2 separate regions of the Homo sapiens genome follow, and region 2 is linked to region 1. The links are chromatin loops, found by intact Hi-C in ENCODE. Cell type or tissue: CD14-positive monocyte. All regions are shown on one strand. Each heading gives the region's core, and the rest is flanking DNA. Links, peaks and the distances in the headings are about the cores only. Region 1 overlaps RPA1 (replication protein A1). Region 2 overlaps SMG6 (SMG6 nonsense mediated mRNA decay factor).

The links. Hi-C counts contacts between places; a loop is a spot of excess contacts. Peaks named below come from ENCODE experiments on the same cell type or tissue, not always from the same donor. Only the 100,000 strongest peaks of a DNase experiment are listed, where the experiment ranks them.
Region 2: it touches region 1 in a loop (5-fold over the local background); 5 of 110 quality-filtered maps call a loop at or near these places.

The regions. Positions count from the first base shown.
Region 1 is chr17:1,880,746-1,886,121 of GRCh38, reverse strand. It overlaps RPA1 (replication protein A1), which reads right to left. Exons shown (of 17, transcript NM_002945.5): 13 at 2,178-2,310. Among named protein-coding and RNA genes, the nearest start is that of RPA1, 53 kb to the right of the region's middle. RefSeq lists a silencer at 3,051-3,100. In CD14-positive monocyte, for the core only: CTCF peaks have their summits at 3,012 and 3,211; no DNase peak of the experiment used is centred there.
Region 2 is chr17:2,279,572-2,284,947 of GRCh38, reverse strand. It overlaps SMG6 (SMG6 nonsense mediated mRNA decay factor), which reads left to right. Exons shown (of 19, transcript NM_017575.5): 7 at 1,213-1,323; 8 at 2,089-2,301. Among named protein-coding and RNA genes, the nearest start is that of SMG6, 22 kb to the left of the region's middle. In CD14-positive monocyte, for the core only: CTCF peaks have their summits at 2,298 and 2,497; a DNase peak (open chromatin) is centred at 2,407; H3K27ac peaks cover 568 bases.

The sequences.
Region 1 (5,376 bases), core at 169-5,168:
ATATATTGACAATGCACCTGTTCACACAAGAGCTCAATGGAGACACACAGTACAAGGAGATTAATATATTGACAATGCACCTGTTCACCCAAGGGCTCAATGGAGACACACAGTACAAGGAGATTAATATATTGACAATGCACCTGTTCACCCGAGGGCTCAATGGAGATGCACAGAACAAGGAGATTAATATTGTTTTCATGCTTGATAACAACATCTATTCTGCAGCCCATGCAAATCAAGGAGTAATTTTGACTTTTTAAGTCTAAGAGACATATTTCATGAGGCGATAGTTGCCACAGTGATTCCTCTGATGGATCTGGGGAAAGTAAATTGAAAACCTGAAAAGGATTCACCATTCTAGATGCTATTAAGAACAGTTGGCTGGGCACAGTCGCTCACACCTGTAACTCCTGGCACTTTGAGAGGTTGAGGCAGGGAGATCCCTTGAGCCCAGGAGTTTGAGAGCAGCCTGGGCAACATGACACAACTCAGTCTCTACAAAAAATACAATTAGCCAGGTGTGGCAGCACCTGTAGTCCCAGCTTGGGAGCCTGGGGAGGTTGAGACTGCAGTGAGCTGTGATCAAGCCAGTGCACTCCAGCCTGAGTGACAGAATGAGACCCTGTCTCAAGTTAAAAAAAAAAGGAACATTCATGATTCATGGGAGGAGATCAAAATCCCAACATCAACGGGAGTTTGGAACAAGTTGATTCCAACCCTCAAGGTAGACACTGAGGCTTCAAGACTTTGGTGGAGGAGGGATCTGTAGATGTGACGAAAATAACGAGAGAACTAGAATTACAAATGGAGCCTGAAAATGGGCCTGAACTGCTGTAATCTCACGATCAAACTTGAACGGATAAGGAGCTGCTCCTTACGATGGGCAAGGAAAGTGCTTTCTTGAGATGAAATCTCTTGTGGTGAGAACGCTGTGAGCATTGTTGAAATGACGACAAAGGATTTAGAATTTGCATAAGCTTGGCTGATAAAGCAGTGACAGGACCTGAGAGGGAGAGACTCCAGTTTGAAAAAGTTCTCCTGTGGGTAAAATGCTGTCAAACAGCATCGCCGGCTATGGAGAAAGCTTTTGTGAAAGGAAGAGTCAACCAATGTGGCACACTTCACTGCTGTCTTATTTTAAGAAACTGCCAAAGACACGCCGATGTTCAGCAACCATCGCCGTGACTGCTCAGCCATCAACCCTGAAACAAACCCCCACCAGCAAGAAGATTACGACTCAGATGATTGTCAGCATTTTTCAGCAATAAAGTTTTTGTTTCAAGAGAAGGGGTCTTCCATGTTGCTCAGTCGAACTCCTGGGCTCATGTAATCCACCTGCCTCAGCCTCCTGGGTAGCTGGGATTACAGAGAACCGAAAGAGTGGGTGTCCCATGACAGGACAACGAGGATCTGTCCAGTGTTTAATTCTTGAGATGTTCTATAAGAGCACTTAAGAGCTGCTGTTGACAATGATGGATAAGGGTATACAGTGAAATGAGACAGGAGGAATGAAACCTACACTGTATATGATGAAAATAAAAGAGCAGGCGTAAAGGAGAAATAAATGATCTAAATACTAAACTGCTGGCAGAACACAGGCTTAGATCAAGATGGGAGGAGGGTCATTAAATACAAACACTGAAAGGAAAAAGCTGCAACTAAAAGTCAAATGTCAGGGCCAATCCTTGTCCGGGAATGCCGGCAGCTCTCAGCCTATGAGGTTAATACACTATTCTACAGCCAGGAACAGCACCCGTGAAACTGCCTCATGTCTGACCTGAGGCGGACTAACGCTCATCTCAAAAAACATCTTTTTGATATGTGGGCGCTTAAATTTGCAGGAAGGATCACAGGAAAGAAACGTGGACCCGAAAGCAGGTGATATTATACCACAAAGCTTGACTGTCACCCCTGCTCCAAGATCCCTCTAGGAATTGACTCTAAGAGTTCTTCAGACTCTCCTGCCTCCAGTCCCCTGAGGGGTAACACATATTCCCATGAGCACACCTGGCTGCTTCCCTCTGCCAGTGATTCTCAACCCCCATGCCACGCTCAGGTCACAGCCCCGGGTAAGAATTACGGCTCTGACAGCTGGTGCTGGAAACCAAGTTTCTAAATCCATCCTTCTGCACACTTTACAGCCCTTTGTGAAGGTGGTTAGGAATGCTGGGTACCTTGTCGCCTTGGCCCAGGTTCTCGGATTTGACCTCATACAAGGTTTTCCAGTTGGTGTTACTCCCTCCGACTCCGCCGCTCTTTAGATCAGAGATGGAAACACCATCTAAGGCTTGTCCTTCTGCGTCAAACCTGAAAACGTGAACGAATAACGATGACGAGCGCTTGATGTGACATGCTTCTGCTTCTCCACATGCAACTTGCTGCTACGCGACAGACACAGGTTTCCCACCACCCGCCCAGCTTTCACACAGGTCACGGTCATGTCGGCTGAAGCTGGTATCTTCGTAATTATATATTTTTTATAATATTTAAATTAAAAAAAATTGTGTCAGAGTTTCACTCTGTCACCCAGGCTGGAGTGCAATGATGCAATCATGGCTCAAGGCAGCTTTGACCCCCTGAGCTCAGTGATCCTCCCACCTTTGCCCTGCTAAGTAACTGGGACTTCCATGCCCAGGCCCATTAAAAAAATTTTTTTTAGGCTGGGCGCAGTGGCTCATGCCTGTAACCCCAGCATTTTGGGAGGATGAGGCGGGCGGATCACGAGGTCAAGAGATCAAGACTATCCTGGCCAACATGGTGAAACCCCGTCTCTACTAAAAATACAAAATTAGCCGGGCGTGGTGGTGGGTGCCTGTAATCCCAGCTACTCGGGAGGCTGAGGCAGGAGAATCACTTGTAGGCAATTCTCAGGAGGCGGAGGTTGCAGTGAGCCGAGATGGCGCCATTGCACTCCAGCCTGGGCAACAAGACCGAAACTCCGTCTCGAAAAAAAAATTTTTTTAAGAGATGGGGTCTTGCTCTGTTGGCCAGGCTGATCTCAAACTCCTGGACTCAGACAATCCTCCTCCCTCGGCCTCCCAAAGTGCTGGGATTACAGGGCGTGAGGCACTGCTCCTGGCCCAAAGTCTACTGAAGAAACGGAATGACCTTTCTTTGAATCTCAGTTGCTTTGATGCCCCCCAGTGGTGAAGAGAATCAGTGCCAAAGTACCAAAGAATCTTTTCTTAAACTAGCCTTGCATATTGGCAGTGGCCAGACCACCCCAGGCCTAAAATCAGAAACTGGGAAAGTCAACAACCCGTAAGCTATAAAGTGGCCGTCTGGGGTAGTCCTTTAATCTGCTAATGCTCATTCTCAGGCAGCAGCTGCGTGGTGATCATCACCGAAATGTACCAGTGTGGAAACGGACAGCCAATATACCGTGGTAGCAAAAGTGTTTCCATAAAAGGCCTCCTATGCCTGATACAGAAGCCAAAAGTGGTTTTTTTGTTTTGAGACAGAGTCTTGCTTTGTCACCCAGGATGGAGTGTGGTGGTACCAACTTGGCTCGCTGCAACCTCCACCTCCTGGCAAGTGATTCTCGTGCCTCAGCCTCCCGAGTAGCTGGGACTACAGGCACGCACCGAGTAGCTGGGACTACAGGCCCGGCTGATTTTTGTATTTTTTGTAGAGACGAGGTTTCACCATGTTGGCCAGGCTGGTCTTGAACTCCTGGCCTCAAGCAATTGTCCACCTCGGCCTCCCAAAGTGCTGGAATTAAGGTATGAGCCACCGTGCCTGGCCCAAAAGATTTTATAAACCAGAGCAACTTATCAGAAGGCATTATCTTTTTTCTTGTAGATTTACCTTCTTAGTGAAATTTTACTTTTGCTAATATCGAAGCTAAATTAATTTGTATTAAATTATTATGAAAACTGATTGTACTTCTTGATCACACATCAATTGATATGAAGGAAAAGGGGCCAAGGAGAAAGTGGCTCGGGAACACAGTGGTGGCGGAGAGGAGCTGGCCGGAGATGAAAGGCCAAATACCATCCCAAGGTGGGTAACCACACAAAGAACAGGTTCCTTAAACAGAGACCATCTAACAGAATGGATGTTACCCTGAGCTGCAGACAGCTGCCTTCTCCTGTCAGGTAAGCGGCTAAATCCCTCACAGGGGCACAGCAAGGCCCATCCATCTGTTTCACCACTACTAGCTACACAAGTTCACGGTTTCAAAAGCTCCAAGGAGACATTTGCCACCAAAGATCACTCGTCAGGAGTCAAGGCGGCCCTTCTTACAATAAAAACTCTGCATTGTTATAGCCAAGATCTAAACATCTCTAATCCTTGTCCAGGTATCATGTATGCACTGAGCTTGTCTTTGATCAATGCCAAGTTATTTTATTCTGGGGACAGCCGTGCTTTTTATGTTGACTGGGATCATGATTATTGACAAGTAAAAGATGAAGACATTAATGTGGGAATGCAATTTTAATGTGGGAATGCGATTTTAATGTGGGAATGCAATTAACCTGGAGTCGAACTCCAGAGCCTAAAAGAAAATCAAGCAATAAGAAAAAAGCAAATCTGTGGCTAGTTCTGGTCAGACTATGAACGGGCCCTGCAGTTCGGCAGATACGTGTGGACCGTACTACTCATGAGGATGGCTCAGTGACATGAACATTCCAGAAGATGCTTCATGAAACTGGTCAAACACCAGTGCCATTGGTTTAAATGACTCAAAACAAAGGAGGAGTATGTAAAATGAGCTCATTCTTTAGCTGCTTAAATCCTAAGACACAGCTGGAAACTGACACACTTCCCCCCCATAGACTACAGCTATGGGAATTATTGAAGCTTGGGTGAAAGTGTTTTCCCTGACCACATCAATTCTTGCATCCTGTGTCTCAGTTTGAAGTACTCTTTTAAGACAGAGTTTGAATGTCCTAAAAAGCTAGATACAGTGAGGAGATTTTAACAGGCTCTCCTCATCCCTTGAGTGCTTTGGGAATAACAATCTAATCCTAACAAAAAGCCCATTGTTCTCACCACACTTGATCAGAGTCTAGTGAATACACACTAGAAGATGTGATCGGCACCAAAGACTTGACAGAGAAAGAAAGCATGTGTTCCCCCACGCCACAGAGGCCCAGAGCCTAAACCCTGGAAAGAAAGGCGCCTTCAGCACACCGCTGCTGAAGCCTGGCCGTCCCCTCCTTTGGCAGGATCGAGGTCAGCAGGCAGCACTTACATGCTAATTGCCTCCTCCGACTCTCTAGGTTTGTCCTGGGATTACAGGTTTGTCCGTTTAAGGGCTTTAAAGCCCTCCTCACAGAAGGCATAATGCCTTCAAGAAACACGGAAGCTGCACCACTCAGGGACGAAGGCTTCTGCTTGGCAGAAAGCTCCCATGCTGATTGTAACCAG
Region 2 (5,376 bases), core at 282-5,281, 400 kb before region 1:
ATATAATACAGTCTCAAATCAGGTGAGTAGTGTAGATAGAAATTAGTATGGATTGGAATAATAATAAAAATAGCTACCAAGTAACTGTAATGGTGTGCCAAATATTCTGTTAAACTATATGCATTATATAATTTTAATCTTTTTGGGAGCCATATGTTGTAAACATTTCCATTTTGCAAATAAGGAAACCTCTCTAGGTTAACGTGCTGTGTCATACCTAATAAATGCAAGACCGAATTCAGACTCAGGCACTGACCTTAGAACCTGCACCTCTAGCCATGCCAGGTGAATATAAGATAGGAGTTTTGAAGAATGGGTAGACGCTGGGGAGAGAGAGAAGCTAGCATTTTAAATGTATTTTGAAACAGTTATGGAAAACATTGAAAATGTACATGAAGTTGGAGAAAAAGTGAGAAAGCCTTTTGGATATTCTTTCTGCCTTTGTTTCAATGTTTTCCTTTTTCCTTCTTTCTGACCCACTTCCTTTTTCTTTACTTCTTCTTTTCCCTATTAATTGCTTATAAATAGACTTGCTGAATTTCTTGAATAATATCCATAAAATGTTCAACTCAGCTACTTATTTATTTTAAAAAATTATCAATAACAATGGCAACATCATTGATTAAGTACAGTTAAGTGTGAGACAGTGGACAACACTTTGTAAACCTGAGGATACTCCTCCATTGGGTATTATTACTCCCATTGTAATGTTGAGGATATAGGAACTCAGGAAGATTATTACATAATAATGTAATAATCTTGGAGTCTTTTGTCCAAAGTTTCCGAGTCAACTCCTGGATTAGCCAGTATTTGGACCAAGGTCTGTCTGGCTTGTAATTTCGTGATTTCATTATAGCATACTGACTCTCTGATAAGAACAGGAAATATAAAGTGAATTGAACATCATGCTTTTTCTAAGAACAAGATGTAATTTCTGTTTATATTTTAAGAGCCTGTTTATTCCTTTCTCTCCTTATGAGTACTTGGTTCTTGGAGCACCTCTGCATGTAAGATATAATACTGTGCAAGAAGAGATCTGTGATGTAATTGCAATGGCTTCTCCTGTGGATAGCATTTCTGATTTTGTTGTTGGGATTCCTCTCAGTTTGGGAGACAGGCTGGGAGAGATAGTAGGGTTTCCTGAGTCAGCTGCCTCTTGCTGGAGTTAGGACGAGAATTGGTTGACTGAATGTCTCTGGCCTCTTTCCACAGAGGAGGAAGCTTGACGCTGTCTATTACTATATGCGCAGTTTAGCTGCCAGCAACCCTATCCTGACTGCCAAGGAGAGTCTCATGAGCTTGTTTGAAGAGACCAAGCGGAAGGTGAGTGGGGATGTGGCAGAACCCTTCCTTCCTCGAATAGTGCATTTCCCTGAGTGTTGGTGTGCCCTAGCTCTGCGCACCGGCAGGATCGTAGCCAGTGAGGTTTATCCAAGGTGCAGTTATTGCTCAGTGTCTGTGTGTCCTCGGGGAATGACTCATAGTGTCCTTAAATGGTCCCATCAGACTGTGCTGGTGGGTAGTTGGTCAGCCCCTGTGCAGAACAAAACTGTGATCTTCAGGAGAGCTTTCAGGGGCCCTTGGATGTACATGTACGTGCTCTACAGCCTTCAGTCTACAGAATTAATAACTATATGAAACAAAGCAGATGACACTCTGCTACTTTGGGACTGTGGTACAGTATTTTTATTGTCAAATAAATACCGGTGAGGTGAGGCTTTTCTCTTTGTAAGCTGAGTCTCAGGAAAGTCTGAGCTCATGTGTGTTTTTTGTTTTTGAGACAGAGTTTCGCTCTTGTTGCCCAGACTGGAGTGCAGTGATGCGATCTTGGCTCACTGCAACCTCTGCCTCCCGGATTTAAGTGATTCTCATGCCTCAGCCTCCCGAGTAGCTAGGATTACAGATATGCGCCACCACACCCAGCTAATTTTGTATTTTTAGTAGAGACAGGGTTTCACTATGTTGGTCAGGCTGGTCTCAAACTCCTGACCTCAAGTGATCCGCCTGCCTCCGCATCTCTAAGTGCTGGGATTACAGGCGTGAGCCACCACACCAGGCCATGAGCTAATGTGTTTGTATGTTATATAGGCAGAACAGATGGAAAAGAAGCAACATGAGGAATTTGACCTGAGCCCTGACCAGTGGCGGAAAGGAAAGAAGTCTACTTTCCGGCATGTTGGAGATGACACCACTCGCCTGGAGATCTGGATTCATCCATCCCATCCACGGTCTTCCCAGGGCACTGAGTCTGGGAAGGATTCTGAGCAAGAGAATGGGCTGGGCAGCCTGAGTCCCAGTGATGTAAGTTCCTGAGAATGATGCAATGAGCCAAACTAGCTCAGTAAGCCTGGGTGCCCTGGTTCATACAGCTGTGAGGCACAGATACTTCCCACTGATTGCAAGGAAGACAAACCACTTGAGGCTCCCTGATGGTCTTTTCCCTTCTCATGTACGCTTCCTTTATCTTTATTATGTACTTCCCTCTCTCACCACTATGTGTCACTGCAGAATTTAGTAAAAGTAGGATTAGAATTTTTTTTTTTTTTTTTTTTTTTTTGCTGCTTTTTGTTCAGCGTCATCAACATGATGCTTTAGGATTCTATGTGGGATTTTGTACTTATCTTTTCCTCTTGGTTGACCTTATATTCCGAGAATGAACTAAAGTAGCATGGATAGGTTAGTTAGTCTGATTTGTGATGGGCTTTCTATGGGATATCCTCTTATAACTCTTGGGCGGGGACTTTTTCCTTTAAGCCAGGAGAAATGACAGTAGAAAAATCACAGGCTTGTTTAGAAGATTTCTCCTCTTCATTGACTCAGTAAGTAATTATCGACAGTGTGCCAGTCACTAAAGATAACAGTGAACAAGATCTCTTGCTGTCTCAGTGCATTCTAGTGGAGGACGCAAGAGACTTAACATTGTAATTACTTCTGTTTTTGGGGTGCACACCCAGTATATGAGAGCACATAGCCATGGGACCAAAGCAGCCATTGGTCAATTGAAGTATAAAGAACAAGTAGGAGTTAGCTTGAGAAGGAAAGGGAGGTGGTAAAGTGATTCCCAGGCAAAGGAAATAGCATATGCAAAGGGCTGAGGCTGGCTGGGGGAGAGAGAGCACGGTAGGTGGAAAACTGCAGTGGCTGGTTCGTTGCGCCTTAAGGGTAAAATTCACCCAGTGGGTGGTGTAAGCTGGGGCTAGATGTTGAAGGGTCATATGATAAATTATTTGACCTTTATCCTGAAAATAGTAGGAAGCTATTGGATGCTTTAAATAGGGGAATAACATCTGCTCTTCAGAAATAAACCCTGGCCGCTTTGTAAAATGTTTGGAGAAGAGTAAGACTAGAAATAGGAGACAAGGAGGGTGCTGCGGTAGTTCCAAGTGAGATATGAAAAAGACTTGAACCAAGAAATGGCTTTGGAGGTGGGAAGAAGTGAACAGACACAAGTCATATTATTACAGTAGAATCCAAAAGACTTGGTTGAACGTGGGGAGCTCAGGGAGAAGAAAGAGTCAAGGTCTGGTGTGGTGGCTCCCATCTGTAATCCCAGCACTTTGGGAGGCCAAGGCAGGAGGTTCGCTGGAGCCTAGGAATTCAGTACCAGCCTGGTCAACAAAACGAGGCTTCTGTCTCTGTAAAAAAATTTTCAAAATTGGCTGGGCATGGTGATGCGGGCCTCTAGTTCTAGCTACTCAGGAGTCTGAGGCAGGAGGATTGCTTGAGTCCAGGAGTTCAAGGATGTCATGAGCTATGATCCAGCGTAGGTGCCAGAGCAAGACCCTGTCTCAAAAAAGTCAAGAATGAGCCCAAGAGCGTCAAGGCTGCACCACTGCACTGCAGCCTGAGTGATGAGTGAGACTCTGCCTTCCAAAAAATAAATGAATACAATCAAAAACAGGGTCGGTCTCTGTTGCTCAGGCCAGAGTGCAGTGATGCGATCGAAATCCTGAGTTCCAGTGATTTTCCTGCCTCAGCCTCCTGAGTTGCTAGGACTACAGGCACATGCCACCACACCCAGCTAATTTTTTGTAGCGATGGAGACTTGCCCTGTTGCGCAGGCTGGTCTCAAACTCCTGGCCTCAAGCAGTCCTCCCGTGGCCTCCCAAAGATCTGGGATTACAGGCATGAGGTGTATCATGTCTGTCCCATTTTATTTCTAATTATACAAATAATAGATGAATATATTTTTGGTAAAAACTTTAAATTCTTGTAGGTAGACTACAACGTGGTAATTTGTTTTCTAAACTATTGATGAAACTATATATTTTTAGTTTGTACATCATCCTTGGGTAACTATTACCCTTAATTTTCTTTAAATTTAAATCTTTGAGTTTGAGCTTTTCATTTTAGGCTACCAGCCCTCGAAGAAATCTGCAGTTTCTGGCCTGACGCGGTGGCTTACGCCTGTAATCCCAGCACTTTAGGAGGCCGAGGCGAGCAGATCACAAGGTCAGGAGTTCGAGACCAGCCTGGCCAACATGGTGAAACCCTGTCTCTACTAAAAATGCAAAAAAATTAGCTGGGCGTGGCAGCGCACTCCTGTAATCCCAGCTACTCGGGAGGCTGAGGCAGGAGAGTTGCTTGAACCCGGGAGGCGGAGGTTGCAGTGAGCCGAGATCGTGCCACTGCACTCCAGCCTGGGCAAAGAAGCCAGACTTTGTCTCAAAAAAAAAAGAAAAAGAAATCTGCAGTTTCATAACTTTTCATTTATCTATCCAGGAAACCACACTGCCATTTTTACCTGCTTTCTTAGGCCCAAGTTAGCTTCCTATATTCTTTTTTTTCTCTCACAGTAGGTCCCAAGAGCTTAGCTTGCTTTCTCTGTTCCTTGGAACACACACATTGATAAGAAGTAAGCATTGAGGATAGAGAAATTAAAATAACCAAAAATGATTTTTAACCTCAAAGAGCACTTGGTCACGTGAGGAAGACATAGGTGTGTCATTATAGTTCCGTGTGGTAAGTACTGTGATAAAGGCAAGCATGAGAGGCCGTGGGAGCATGCAGTTGGAACACCTAATCCAGTCATGGTTAGGGAAGGCTGGGGCGAGGCCGCATTTTGCAGCTTAAAGATGTCGTAAAGGCATTTCTACTTGGAGGCATGAAAATGTGGATGAGGCATGGAGGCTTCAGGAACTGCGAGTAGTTCAGTATGGCTGGAGTCTAGAGTGTGAGAAGTTCTCCTGTGAGCGACTGGAGTCGTGCTTGACATGTTCCTTTCCTCTGTCCCCACATCCAGTCAGTACCACCTGGTATTAGGAGGTGGATACTGTTGAGTCCACCTCCTAATCGTAACTTGAAGCCATCCACTTCTCTCCTTTCTCATTGCTGCCATCGTAGTTCAAGCTATCACCATTTCAGTAATCCATATAC